Linked DNA regions of Homo sapiens: all the other regions are linked to region 2. Evidence: chromatin contacts called from ENCODE Hi-C or POLR2A ChIA-PET data. All regions are on one chromosome and are shown on one strand. Each heading gives the region's core, a stretch centred on a gene start or an enhancer-like site at or near the end of the contact. The rest is flanking DNA. Distances are from core to core; before and after follow the strand shown.

Region 1 (3,036 bases), core at 212-2,711, 530 kb after region 2:
AATGTATGCTATCTTTTGTGTGTATGGGTATGCATGTGTGTCTGTGTGTGTACACAAACAAATATTTTCAATATTTCAAATATTGAATTTTAAAATATTGGACCTTATACTTGACTGGGAACTAAACAGTAGGTGTAACAGACCCAGGGACTTGCTAAAGTCAATAAACACAAAATTTAGAACTCTCTTTCTGTTGGTCCTACAACTTCAATAATCAAATAAAACTCAACCTGTAAGTTTATATGGACTGTGGATTGGCCTTTTACACTATCTGAAATGTAATCAAGTTAGTGTTTCATATATAAGATCTTTTACTAGCATGGGCCTTTATCTTAACATTTTTATTTTCTACACATATGTTTATTAGGGCATGTATCTAATTCATATCTGTATGTCCAAGGATCATTCGTGAGAGTATCAGTTAATATTTCTATCAAAGACAATGTGATGTTAAACTTTTTTCTCCTTACCAATGGCATGAGACAAGAATTAATCCCACTTTCTTGTCAAGAAAATCAATTTGTCATTCAAGAAAATTAGAGATAATATGTTTCACAGACATTTTGTTAAAAAGTTATATGTAATTGTTTCATAAGGTCTTATATGGAAAAATGGAAATGGACAGAAGGTTAATAAGCTGAGGACATAGCTAAGCCATGCTGAAATTCCTGACGCACAGAAACCATGAAATAATAAATTTTTAAAAAACCCACTGTCTGTGGTGACCTGTTACACAGCAATAAATAATTAATATAGGCAGTAACCCTTTGAGCAGAGTGTCTGTGTGGTTTTTTTCTCACCTTTTATCTGTAGTGTGTAGCACAGCACCTGAGACACATAAATACTGATGGACAAAGATGGCAGTGTGGGGCATATTATATGCTGGGATCAGGGAAACTTACAATTGAGCTAAGGAGGTCTCATTAAAATGTGTAAGCAATCTGGAAAAAATTCAATGTGGTTTGTGGCCTTAGGTGTTTGGAGATGAAGCATGAGCCTCACCTGGAAGGTGTGGGGAAAAATGCAGGTAGATGAAAGGGAGATGGGGACCTTTGGGAGCTGTGGGGTGAGCAGCAATAAAGACGCCATGCCCAAGACAAATAAGGAGCCTGGCGATGGACATGGTTGGGTTGAGACTTAGTGAGAAACAGACACCTTGAAGAATGCAAAGGTGGTGGCTGTGAGGGCCTGGTGGAGGTGGACATGTCCATCATTTGAGGACAAGAGACCCAGGTGGTCAAGACTGCGGGCGGGGCCCATGGACATCTACCTGCAGCCCTGGTGGACAAGGTAGTAAAACAGGCTTCTTCAGAGACCAGGGCAGACAGCACAGAGGGATGCCTTCCTGAGTCATCCTTTTAGAATGTGAATTAGTGCATGTCACGCTCCCCTTTCTGAACCCTGCACTGGCTCTGCGTTTCATTAGAGTAAATACCAGGAATAAATCACCTGTGAGAACATGTCGTGTCTGCCGCTTTGCTCCTTTCTTTGACTTCATCACTCACCACCTTCTCTTTCACTTCCTCTGTTCCCGGCAGGCACGTCTCCTTTTTGTTCTCAAAAATACCAGACACAGGACATCTTAGGGCCTCCACAGCATCAGAACCACTCTTGCCCCAGGAAACCACATGCCTGTCTGTCCAACTGCTATAAACTATTTGCTCTATTCTTTCTTCTCAGAGAGACTTATCTGAAGCGCCCTATTTAATATTTCAAACTGTCTAATGTTACTAATTCTCTATCACTCTTACCCTTTCTATTTGCTGAAGTTGTTGAGTATATCTATTATCTAGACATTTCACTAGAAAGTAAGCTGCTTGGCTGAGCGCGGTGGCTCATGTCTGTAATCCCAGCATTTTGTGAGGCCGAGGAGGGTGAGGAGTTCGAGACCAGCCTGGCCAACATCGTGAAGCCCTGTCTCTACTAAAAATACAAAAATTAGCCAGGCGTGGTGTCACATGCCTATAATCCCAGCTACCTGGGAGGCTTAGGCAGGAGAATTGCTGGAACCCGGGAGACGGAGGTTACAGTGAAGTAAGATCATGCCACTGCACTCCAGCCTGGACAACAGAGCAAGACACTGTCTCAAAAAAAAAAAGTAAATAAATACATGAAAATACGCTGCTTTTGCTTAGGCAAGATTTTTTGGGTTTTGTCTTTGTTTTTTGCTTTATTCTCAAATATATTCAAGATACCTAAAACTAAGCCAACATAGAGTAGGTGCTCAGTAAACATTTTGAATTGAATTGAATCGAATCAAATTGAATTGAATTGAATTGAATTGAATTGAATTGAATTGAATTGAATTGAATTGAATTGAATTGAATTGAATCACTAAAGGGAGAGTTCAAGAAAGGGCACAGCATACCCCAGTGTTTAAGAGAATGGAACCATGGAGAAGGCTCTAGGCCACTCGAATGCAAAGTTAATTTGTCCTCACTGACCCCTGCAGGACGTGGTTCCTGGTGAAAAGAGGTAGGAGGTTGTAACACTAGATTGTGGGAGAGAGAATTTGAAAATTGCTAAGCTGTATCCAGAGCAGGCAGGTCTCATAGTGAAAATAATAGTTCTCACTATTAATAATAGTGCTGAGGCTGTCCCATCTGCTACTAAGAATGCTGGACAGGCAGGAAGGGAGATCTCAGCAGGTAGATGAATGGTTTTTCCTGGGCACTTCTTTCAGCAGCAATCTAGGCTCCTGAAATCCCCACAGTCCACCCAGAAGAGGGCCCCCAAACCATAGTATTAGGATTATTCCATTCTTTTCATTTTTACCTCCTCACCTCTCTTTAAGACCCCTCGTCATGAGGTTAGAATAGCAAATGAAAGAATAGGCATAACTGAGCTCTGTGTAGGCATCATGAGGTCTGGAAAGAGGAGAATACCCTTATTATTCCACCTTTTATTCCTGACTAACATTCCAGTCTGACTTGAAGATATATTTATATCAAATGCTTGGTGCTTTTTAAATATTTCACTTTTTGTCTCATACATAGTTCCCCTTCTCTCACAAGGCTGCAATGAAGGTGTCAGTCA
Region 2 (3,134 bases), core at 471-2,970:
TTGAATGGAATCTGCTGACTTTATCTTTGGAATGTAGATGATCTGGTTTTATAATATGGAATTGTAATGAGATAGAAAACAACAGTGATGATTTTTGAGATTAAAAATAAAAGGCATAAAATTCAAAGCCAGAGATATATGGTGGATTGCTTTGCTAAGCTGCCATAAGGAAGTACCATGAGCTGGGTGGCCTAAACACTGACATTTATCATCTCATAGTTCTGGAGGCTAGAAGCCTGGCAAGAATGGTTTCTTCTAGGAACTCTCAAGAGAGAATGGGTTGCTTGCCTTTCTCCTGGCTTGCGGTGGTTTAAGGGCAGTCTTTGGTGCACCTTTGCTTCAGTTGCATTACCCCAATCTCTGCCTTCACCTTCATGTGGTGTTTGTGTGTGTGTGTGTGTGTGTGTGTGTGTGTGTGTGTGTGTGTCTAGGCCCGAATTTCCCTTTTATATGAGTCCACCAGTGACAATGAACTAGGGGCCCACCCTACTCTAGTATGACCTCATCTTAACAAGTTACATCTGCAATGTCTATTTCTTATCTCCCTCTCTCTCTTTTTATTTTGAAATGGAGTTTCACTCTTGTTGCCCAGGCTGGAGTGCAGTGGCGCAATCTCGCTCCATGCAACCTCCGCCTCCTGGGTTCAAGTGATTCTCCTGTCTCAGCCTCCTGAGTAGGTGAGATTACAGGTACCAGCTACCACACCCAGCTAATTTTTGTATTTTTAGTAGAGATGGGGCTGCACCACGTTGGCCAGGCTGGTCTCAAACTCCGGACCTCAGGTGATCTGCCCACCTTGGCCTCCCAAAGTGCTAGGATTATAGGCATGAGCCACTGCACCCAGCTGCAACATCTATGTCCAAATAAAGTTGAATTCTGAAGTACTGGGGGGTTAGGACTGTAACATATGAATTTAGGGGACACAATTCAATTCATAGCAAGTGGATTATTCTGTCCTTTCAGTGTAACTACCTGTCTATCCTTCCTTCCTTCTTTTCTTCCATTAAATTTTACTGTGCCATACAGGTGGATGGATAACAGACAGACAATTTTATGAGGAATTGTCTTTATAGAGAGAATGTTCACATTTCACGTAAGTGGCTACTTAATAATTCATAGCAGTTAACCTTTTATTCTGCAGGTTACTTGTAGCTGGCATGGACTTAATACATGTCAACAGTTTGTTTCTGTGTTATTCCATTTTTTTCCCCTTATTGTTGTTCCTCTTATCCTGTTCTTCCTAGCTCTGTTCTGCCCCCTCAGATCCACTTAATTTGCCTTTCCCTGAACATTTCACAGTAGCTAGTTCTGCCACCAGATGGTGTGCAAGGATTAGGAAAATAATTGAAATATGTTGGCCAGTGTCTTTTCAACATTTTATTTCAGGAAAAAGGCTGACATGACAGGCCTACCTGAGATTCTGAGATTGACAGCAGGCCAAAAATGACATTCTGAGATTGTGGAGATTTAAATTTTTTATGTAAATTTTCCTCTCATTTATCATGGAAACCTGAGCTGGCAATCTTGAGGGGAAAAAAAACCTATGACATTTGATGTATATATGTAAATGAGAGACTTTGACCTCAGAATAGATTTGACAGTAATATTCGGCTGAGATATAGAAGCGAGGTTCTTGGGTCAGAGGACCACTTCCTCAAATAGGTAGTCTCAGAAGCCACAGAAAGGAGAAATCTCTTGAGCCAAGCAAAGCTGTAGAGTGTTAGTGCGATGAGGGACTCCAGCTATCATCTGATTCAGCAGCCTCAAATGAGGCCTGCAGCCAAACAGAGCTTGCAGACCACATCCACACACAGTGTGCTTTGTTTAGCTTGAACAAGGTTTTATTTTATTTTATTTTATTTATTTTTTTGAGACGGAGTTTTGCTCTTTGGCCCAGGCTGGAGTGAAGAGGTACGATCTCAGCTCACTGCAACCCCTGCCCCCCGGGTTCAAGTGATTCTTCTGCCTCAGCCTCCCAGGTAGTTGAGATTGTAGGCACCTGCCTATAACCATGGCCGGCTAATTTTTGTATTTTTAGTAGAAACGGGGTTGTGCCATGTTGGCCAGGCTGGTCTCGAACTCCTGATCTCAGGTGACCCACCTGCCTCAGCCTCCCAAAGTGCTGGGATTACAGGCGTGAGCTGTGTCAGCCTGAACAAGGTTTTATTATTATTAATTGACAACGTTAAGACAACTCCAATATTTCACCTAATCATCCAGATTTCAGGCTTTTGGGAAAAAAATCTGAAGACTTAGCAACAGTGATTGACATGTTTTTCTTGGCCACACTTGACTATGGCAGAGCTGTGGCTGCGGCTTTCGTTGGAGCTTGTGATTCATAGTTGCTGCTCTCTCCTCCACCCCCTATTGTATGATGCTGATCTTTACCCTTATTTAATATGTTACCTGCCTCTGCCAAGCCTGTGAAAGGCATTTGGATATGAAGACATGAGGTCTGGAGAGAGAGACGAGGGAAGTTGGTTCAGGCCACACCTGCCTTCCGATCCCCACTAACTGGTGCTATGACTGTGCGTAGAAACTGGTGGGAAAAGAGTGAAAGTGATTCACCTTAGAGGAGTAATGCAGTACAATTAAGGAATCAGCAGGGAAGGTGAAAACTCAAAATTCAAAATTCTGCTGCTGCCACTCAATGATAGAAAAAGTCGTTAGAGGGCCAGGCGCCGTGGCTCATGCCTGTAATCCCAGCACTTTGGGAGGCCGAGGTCGGTGGATCACCTGAGGTCAGGAGTTCAAGATCAGCCTGGCCAACGTGGTGAAGCCCAGTTTCTACTAAAACTACAAAAATTAGCTGGGCGCAGTGGCGGGCACCTGTAATCCCAGCTGCTTGGGAGGCTGAGGCGGGAGAATCGCTTGAACCTAGGACGTGGAGGATGCAGTGAGCTGAGATTGCGCCACTGCACTCTAGCCTAGGTGACAAGAATGAAACTCCATCTCGAGAAAAGAAAAAGGATGCTAGAAGAATACACACCCATAAGTGAAAAAATGGGGAACCCTGAAGTAAACACCTTACAGGGAACTTGAATAAATACATGATCAGAAGACCATTGGTCAGTGGTCAAGAGAAAAAGAAAGGAACTCCAGATTACTCATCTCTAAGTATATCCCTGCTGTTT
Region 3 (3,145 bases), core at 391-2,890, 750 kb after region 2:
ACTGTGAAGGAATGCCACAGGTACACAGTAGAGATACTTACAGCCAATCAGATCTAGAAGGACAAAGCTCTAGGCAAAATAGCAAATCACAACTAGTCTCTCAGCGTGTCCTAAGCATTCGGCAGCCCTGGGAACAGGCAGACCCTGCAGGAGCTACCCAGGGCATCCAGTGAGAAAATGGCAAACATATCATCCCGCCAAATTCTGATCAGAACCCCAACACCCAGGCCCCAAAGTCAGTGTACGCGCTGCGCATCTCCGCGGCTTTTTCAGTGGTGGGTGCAAACCACAGGCACCTCCCGGACTCCTTGGAGGTGCTGGTTCCGGCTGAGCCTAGTCCCCCACCCCACCCCGAATCAGGGGTTTACCAAGGGTCTCTTCAAAGTGGCAGCCGCACTGTGAAAGTGAAACCAGACACTTGAAAACTGTCTTTCCTCTCTCTAAGGTTGCTGGCTGATGGAGCCACCGGCAGGGGTCCCGGGGGTGCTAGGAATTCTGATGGATGTTCTCCGAGGACCCTTCGCTGCTCTCGTTGAGGGGCGTCTCCGAGGTCTCCTCCAGCTCATCGTCTGCCCCCTCCTCCTGAATGGTGAGGTGCACGTCCGGGGAGGAGGACTCGGAGCTCACGCTGTCCCCTTCCATGGAACAGAGGGTGCAGGACAGCGCGGGCGCCACGCTCTCCTGCAGCATGTTCAGCATCAGGGGCACCTGCACCGACCTCAGGCCCGACACCACAGGCAGCGGCTTCATGGCCTCCCCCCAGAGCCGCTCCTCGTCTTTGTACAGCAGCAGGAGGCTGGACTTCTTCTCCCGCCTCTTGGATTTCATGTAGCCCAGCATGATTCCGATCAAGAAAATGCCGTAGAAGGACATGACAACCAGAATGTAGAAGTACTCGTTGCCATTGCCGCTGCCGCCGCCGGCCGCACGGGACTCCAGGGGGCTGCTGGAGGCGGCGGTGCCGGGGTGCGTGCTGTTCAGAGGCTCCATTTTCAGCATTGAGGCTGCCTCCACAGCAGGGGCTGGGGAAAAAGCCGCAGGTTAGAACTCTCCCCCAGGTCCTGGGCACAGGGAGGTGGGGGAGCACGAGGTTTGTGGAACTGCAATACCAAAAAAGCTTAAAAGTGCATGAAAGAAATAGCATAAGAGGGTTCGCCAAACAGCTGACAAGAGTGAGCTATGAGGGCTTGGAGTGCACGGGAGAGAAGCCCGGGAAGGTTCACTGGGAAAAGTAAGAAGGACTTTTTTTTTTTTTTTTAGTGTACACATTTGTCCTGTTTGTAGTGAGCAGTATTACTTTGATTAAAAAAAAAATCAATGTAAGACAGGAGCATACAGTAAATAGTATCTTTAAAACTGGGAAACGTATTTTAACTGAGCAGAAACAAAGTTTACATTGTGTTTCCAAAACCAAACTATTTTAAATTCAAAACAATGTTTCCTTAGAACAAAGAAAAGCAGGAAGAAAATAAAGGAAAAAAATTCATCTATTAATTGGCAAAAATGTCCCTCTTTCAAATGTTTCTGAAAGCAAAGTGTAGCCTTGCTGACTTACCAAGGCTGACAGTTTGTCCCAAGTTTTGAATTCCCAAATCGTCCAGTCCAAGAGGGTTCTTCTGCTCTGTCCGGCTCTGCGCTCTGACAACTCCGCTGCTGCAGTTGGGATATATAGTCAAGAAGTGCATCGTCACGTGCTCTGGGAGGAAAATTTACAACAGAGATTGATCGTGGCAGAGTGAGCAGTGAACTGAAAGCACTGCAGTTCAACTCCCTGAACTTTGCAGCTGTGAAAAGTGAAAAAGACTGGGAAGTGGGAACTGCTCCTCAAGCCCCAGCACCCGGCCAGGGTTTTCAGGTAGCGGTGACGATGAGTGAAAAGAGGAGAAAGGGATGTGCTGTGCTGGAACCGTTACCCCAAAGTCCGCGCTCACTGAAAATTAGCTCATGCTTCGCGCGGCTCCTGGGGAATAACCATTATTGGGCTACAGGTTTTCAGAGGCAGCTGAATCCCATAATCTGGATGAAAGACAGTTGGAAGCAAGTGCGGGATTTACAGTCAAGGAACTGGGGCTTCGGTTTCAGTTCTTCCACTCCTTATGCAAATAAGATAAATCCTTCCTTAACCTCTCCGCACCTCACATTCCTCGTCTGTAAAATCGTTGTGCCTGGCGGGGGGGGGGGTCTTCTGCAGGTAGGATTATATAAACCACGTGACCTTTTGAGACCCTTTCAGCTTAACCCTTCTAAGATTGAAGGCTGCCTGGTGTTGCTTAGCCCTCTAAAAGCAGAGATTCTAGCTGCCTTCCACATCAAGGTCACAAACCTATGTTTATAATAATTTTTTTTTAAAAGCTCCCACATTCTTTTCAGTGGTCTGCATTAAGTGGAAACATGTTGTCGTAAAAGATACTATGGGCAGGTTTTGTTCCGTCCTGCCATACACAGCTGCTCCTCTGAAGCCTCATGCGGAGGCTATTGACACGTCTCTTTGCTGTCTCTCGTAGGTCAGGGGAGGAGCAGGACTATTTCAGAGTGCAACTAAGCACAGTTCAAGTTTTTTAAACCTCGGTAGACCCTGTGTTTAAATGGCTGCTGTGATCAAAATTGGAAGAGGAATTGCAGGCTTTAATGTCAGTCTCTCTGCTCCCTGGGCTGCTTATTCTGAGGCTTTCATGCTAAGTGGAAGGAAACTGGGAGAGATCCACTCCCTCCAGTTGTCTGTGGCCTGTGGATTGCAGCCAGACTGTCTTGTGGGCCAACTCTAAAGGAAACATCTCTCATGGTTCTGCTGTAGTCAAACTGACGCATGCGACATCCACCTGACCTGCTTGAACATATATAGCTTAGGCACTGGAATTTTCACTGCTGCTACAGGAACCCCCCTGGGTTTGCACCTGATCCTGATTCTAAGAAGACACCTGGAGGAAGAATAGGAAGATGAACTGAATGCTGCCATTTTTCCCACTTGACTACTCACCTGTGTTCATCCATAAATCCCCAGCTGGCACTGGAGGTACCAACCATCGACCACTCCAGCATCACGATCATCCATACAGTGGAACTGTGCTCACACCAGTAAAGATACCCTCACCATTGTGTTAATACGTAAAACCCTCCATAGCTACCTCAGCCATGGTAGACTTGG
Region 4 (3,097 bases), core at 36-2,535, 700 kb after region 2:
GCCACATGGTTAGCACTGGAAATCTGACAATGAAACCAGCACAAAGGAAACAGAGCTGATAGGTGGAGAGAAGAAGCCAGTTCCTGGTCACATCTTCAAACTCCTTGTTCTCTTTTTTGCTTAACCCAGGTTAAGCTGGATTTCCTGACACTTGTAACAAAATGTGTGCTCACCAGTAGATCAGTTGTGTGATATTGCACAAGTCTCTTAATCTCGCTGAGCCTCAGTTACTGCCTCTGTAAAACTGGAATAATACTTTCTGAAGATTAAATGAGAACAGTATCAAGTCTCTGCTTCAAGGCCCAGCATGAAGAAACTGCCCAGTAAGTTCTGTTTCCTTCCACTTTATAAGCTAGAGCACTGATAAACTCTAGACAGTGAGGGCTGGAAAGGAAATAGAGATGCACTTGCTCTGATTGCTCATTATATAGATAAGGGAAACTGAGGCACTGTTGAAAAGTGACTTAACTGAAGCTTTTCAGCAAGTGACAAGGTCAGAACTAGAAACAGGCCCGCTGAGTTTGGACTAGTGCTCTTTCTACCACATCATGAACCGAAATCTGGTTTCCTCTTCTGGGAATACCAGTCTGTTGATGCACAGAGGATGAATCTTTCACAAGCCAAGGAGATGCCACTCAAATGTGATGATAGTGGCACATCTGGGGCAGAGCCAGCAGCTTGACCAGAGCAACAAGAGCTCGCCTGCCCGATCTGTGTCACTGGCATCGGTCCAGTGTCCTCATGGTATTCCACCAATACCAACATGGTGTTGGTATCAATAACCAATTTGTCATTGCAAGATTCAGAAGCTAACTTTAGACTTTGCTTTCTTCTCAGGCAAGTAAAATTCATTGGCAAAATGAGGCTCCCAGCTGTATTTATAAATGTCTTTCCCAAAGCAAATGAGACTAGGGGGAGGAAAAAGAAATAAAGAGGAGAGAATGTGAAAATCCTACACCAAGCTGGATTGGGAGTGGGGGTGGGGAAGTCACCTGAGGCAGATGCTCCAGTGCTTAGCTGGTCTGCTATCTCCTTCCCAGTTAGGAAGCATAGCCAGGAGCTTACCAGGGCATGGGGAGGTGGAGCCACCTCTCTGCTCTACTGGTGATTTATTTGCTATGTCCACAGCCTCCTCTGTTACAAACTGGACTGGTTTTACTCTAAGCTGACTTGAGATCATAAAAGGAATATTCTCCTTGACTGCCACATGTTTGGGAGGGAGACTGGGACTGAGTGGCCAAATGATTCCCCCAGAACTACTGGGCGTGAGGCCAGCTGCTTCAAAAACTCTTGGAGGAATGTACAGTACTGAAATGAAAAAAAATGTTCCTCTCTGTAGACTAGTGCTGTGGTCACTGTGTGTCCAGAGCCAGAGCGGGTGCTTATGCCGGTGATGCACCTAAATGTGCCTAGAAGGCTCTCGAGGGCATTTCACAAGACGATGTGTCTGGAACATTACACATGTAGATAAATGTAAGTTTCGTGTGTTTAAGCTTTCATTTCACCACATTTCTCAACCCTACAAGATCTGAACCAATTGAGAGGTAGAAAGAAGAATAAGATCATAGTCCAAGTTTTGGCTTTATCATTGATAAAGCAGGATTTGATGTCATAGCTTAAGCCCAAAGGCAAAAGAAAGTCCCTTCTCCTCATCCTCCACCTAGCTAAGCCTCCTGACCCAGGGAGGGGCGGGACAGCTGGGGACTTGGCTGCCCTTGCTCTCACCCTGTAAGGCACAGATCTGCCTTGGTGAACTTTCTGTAAGGAGAAGGGATAAGAGGAGGCAAGTGGGCAGGTGGCTCTGAAGGAAAGAATCCAAAGGTCTGAGCATGATGGATGGCATGATCGCCTTTTCCCATCCCAGCAGCCAGATAAACCATGCCTTATCCCAGGGAAGGAAGAAGAGAGTCACGGGAGAAGTGCACAAGGAGTTTGCCCACTGCTTTGTCAAGCTCTTGAATGGCATTGTCCTTGGAGTTCAAAAAGCTGAACCACCTTACAGGTAAAACTGCCTCCTCATCAGTGTCCTAGTTTCTTCTGAAGATAAGCTCCCTAAAAAGGGCTCTCTAATGAAACCCCCTTATTCCAAAGTCCAAATGAAAGCAAAGGGTTTTACAGCAAACCTCTCATACCATTTCATATGCCTCTGCCACATTCTTTAATTTTTGTGAGTTCAAAATAAACAAACAAAAAACTTAATTTGAAAAACTTAAAGATTAGCAGCCTTGTTTCAAACTACCCAATGGCCAGCCCAACCCAGACACCAAGAATCACAGGAGAGGCCGATGAACTCAGTCATTGAGACCCCTGTTGGGCCTAGTTCAGGCACAGACTCAGGGAAACTATGGGGCTTAATTAAGCTTCGGAGCCCCTCACCCACTCATGCAGGGAGGATCTAGCAATGTATTCACATGGTGGTAGATTGTTGTAACATTTGCAGAGGTAAGCTAATTTAACCCCAATGTGTTAATACCATTGATTATTTCCTCTCCACTCCAATGTTTCCTCTGTCACACTTCCCTTCACATTGGATAGCACTGGAGTAGCCAAAGAAATTTTGGGATTTGGCTAAGGAAAAATAGATTTAGTAATACACTGGTTTCGGTTTAGCAATAATATATGCATGTACTTTATAGTCACTTTTGTATGTAGTTGTTATTGTTAACTGCTGTAGAGTAGAAATAACTTTCAGAAGTATTTTTAAGTTCTTTTTAATTGGAATTTTTATTGAGATAATAGTAGTTGTAAGAAATATACAGAGATTCCTTGTGCACTTTTCCAGCTTCCCTAGTGATAACATGTTGCAAAACAATCGCTCAATATCACAACCAGATATTAATTTTGACCAAATTCATTTACATTGAGATTTTCCAGTTTTACTTTGTGTGTGTGTGTGTGTGTGCGTGTGTGTTGAGTGCCATCAATTTTTGTCACCCGTGTAGAGAGGTGTACCTATTACCACAGCCAACTTGCTGCACAATCTAACACCACGCCACCCTCTAGAACAACACCGGATTCCCTCCCCCTAGCTTCCCCTCTCCTTAACCCCAGGCAACCATTAATATGCTCTTCATCTCTAAAATTTTGTCACTTCAAA

The links. Hi-C counts contacts between places; a loop is a spot of excess contacts on that map. ChIA-PET counts read pairs that join two places held with the same protein, here RNA polymerase II (POLR2A). Pooled maps may share reads with other maps.
Region 1: a map of mammary epithelial cell shows a loop between it and region 2 (4-fold over the local background). The contact joins two enhancer-like sites. A Hi-C loop is called at or near these places in 2 of 168 maps with a recorded cell type or tissue (PC-9 and mammary epithelial cell) and 1 of 50 pooled maps.
Region 3: a loop to region 2 is called in a map of IMR-90, with 4 times the contacts of the local background. The contact joins the promoter of KCNE4 here to the enhancer-like site in region 2. A Hi-C loop is called at or near these places in 2 of 168 maps with a recorded cell type or tissue (IMR-90 and chondrocyte) and 2 of 50 pooled maps. POLR2A ChIA-PET finds 5 or more read pairs at or near these places in 2 of 52 experiments (A673 and AG04450).
Region 4: a map of PC-9 shows a loop between it and region 2 (25-fold over the local background). The contact joins two enhancer-like sites. A Hi-C loop is called at or near these places in 3 of 168 maps with a recorded cell type or tissue (MCF 10A, PC-9 and chondrocyte) and 6 of 50 pooled maps.

Annotation. Positions count from the first base shown.
Region 1 is chr2:223,261,561-223,264,596 of GRCh38, reverse strand. No RefSeq gene overlaps it. Among named protein-coding and RNA genes, the nearest start is that of KCNE4, 210 kb to the right of the region's middle. Within about 2 kb of position 1,461, at least 3 of the 41 ENCODE cell types and tissues checked have a DNase peak (open chromatin) inside an H3K27ac peak, as active enhancers do; they include mammary epithelial cell, where a contact is called at or near this core.
Region 2 is chr2:223,796,502-223,799,635 of GRCh38, reverse strand. All of the region lies in intron 1 of AP1S3 (adaptor related protein complex 1 subunit sigma 3), which reads left to right. Among named protein-coding and RNA genes, the nearest start is that of AP1S3, 40 kb to the left of the region's middle. RefSeq lists an enhancer at 1,515-1,564. Within about 2 kb of position 1,720, at least 7 of the 41 ENCODE cell types and tissues checked have a DNase peak (open chromatin) inside an H3K27ac peak, as active enhancers do; they include mammary epithelial cell, where a contact is called at or near this core.
Region 3 is chr2:223,050,685-223,053,829 of GRCh38, reverse strand. KCNE4 (potassium voltage-gated channel subfamily E regulatory subunit 4) reads right to left here and starts at 1,640. Exons shown (of 2, transcript NM_080671.4): 1 at 1,556-1,640; 2 at 1-1,022. The coding sequence starts at 999. The coding sequence ends at 487. RefSeq lists an enhancer at 785-1,332.
Region 4 is chr2:223,098,404-223,101,500 of GRCh38, reverse strand. The region is part of intron 1 of LOC124907986 (a long non-coding RNA gene); the gene reads right to left. Among named protein-coding and RNA genes, the nearest start is that of KCNE4, 48 kb to the right of the region's middle. Within about 2 kb of position 1,285, at least 6 of the 41 ENCODE cell types and tissues checked have a DNase peak (open chromatin) inside an H3K27ac peak, as active enhancers do.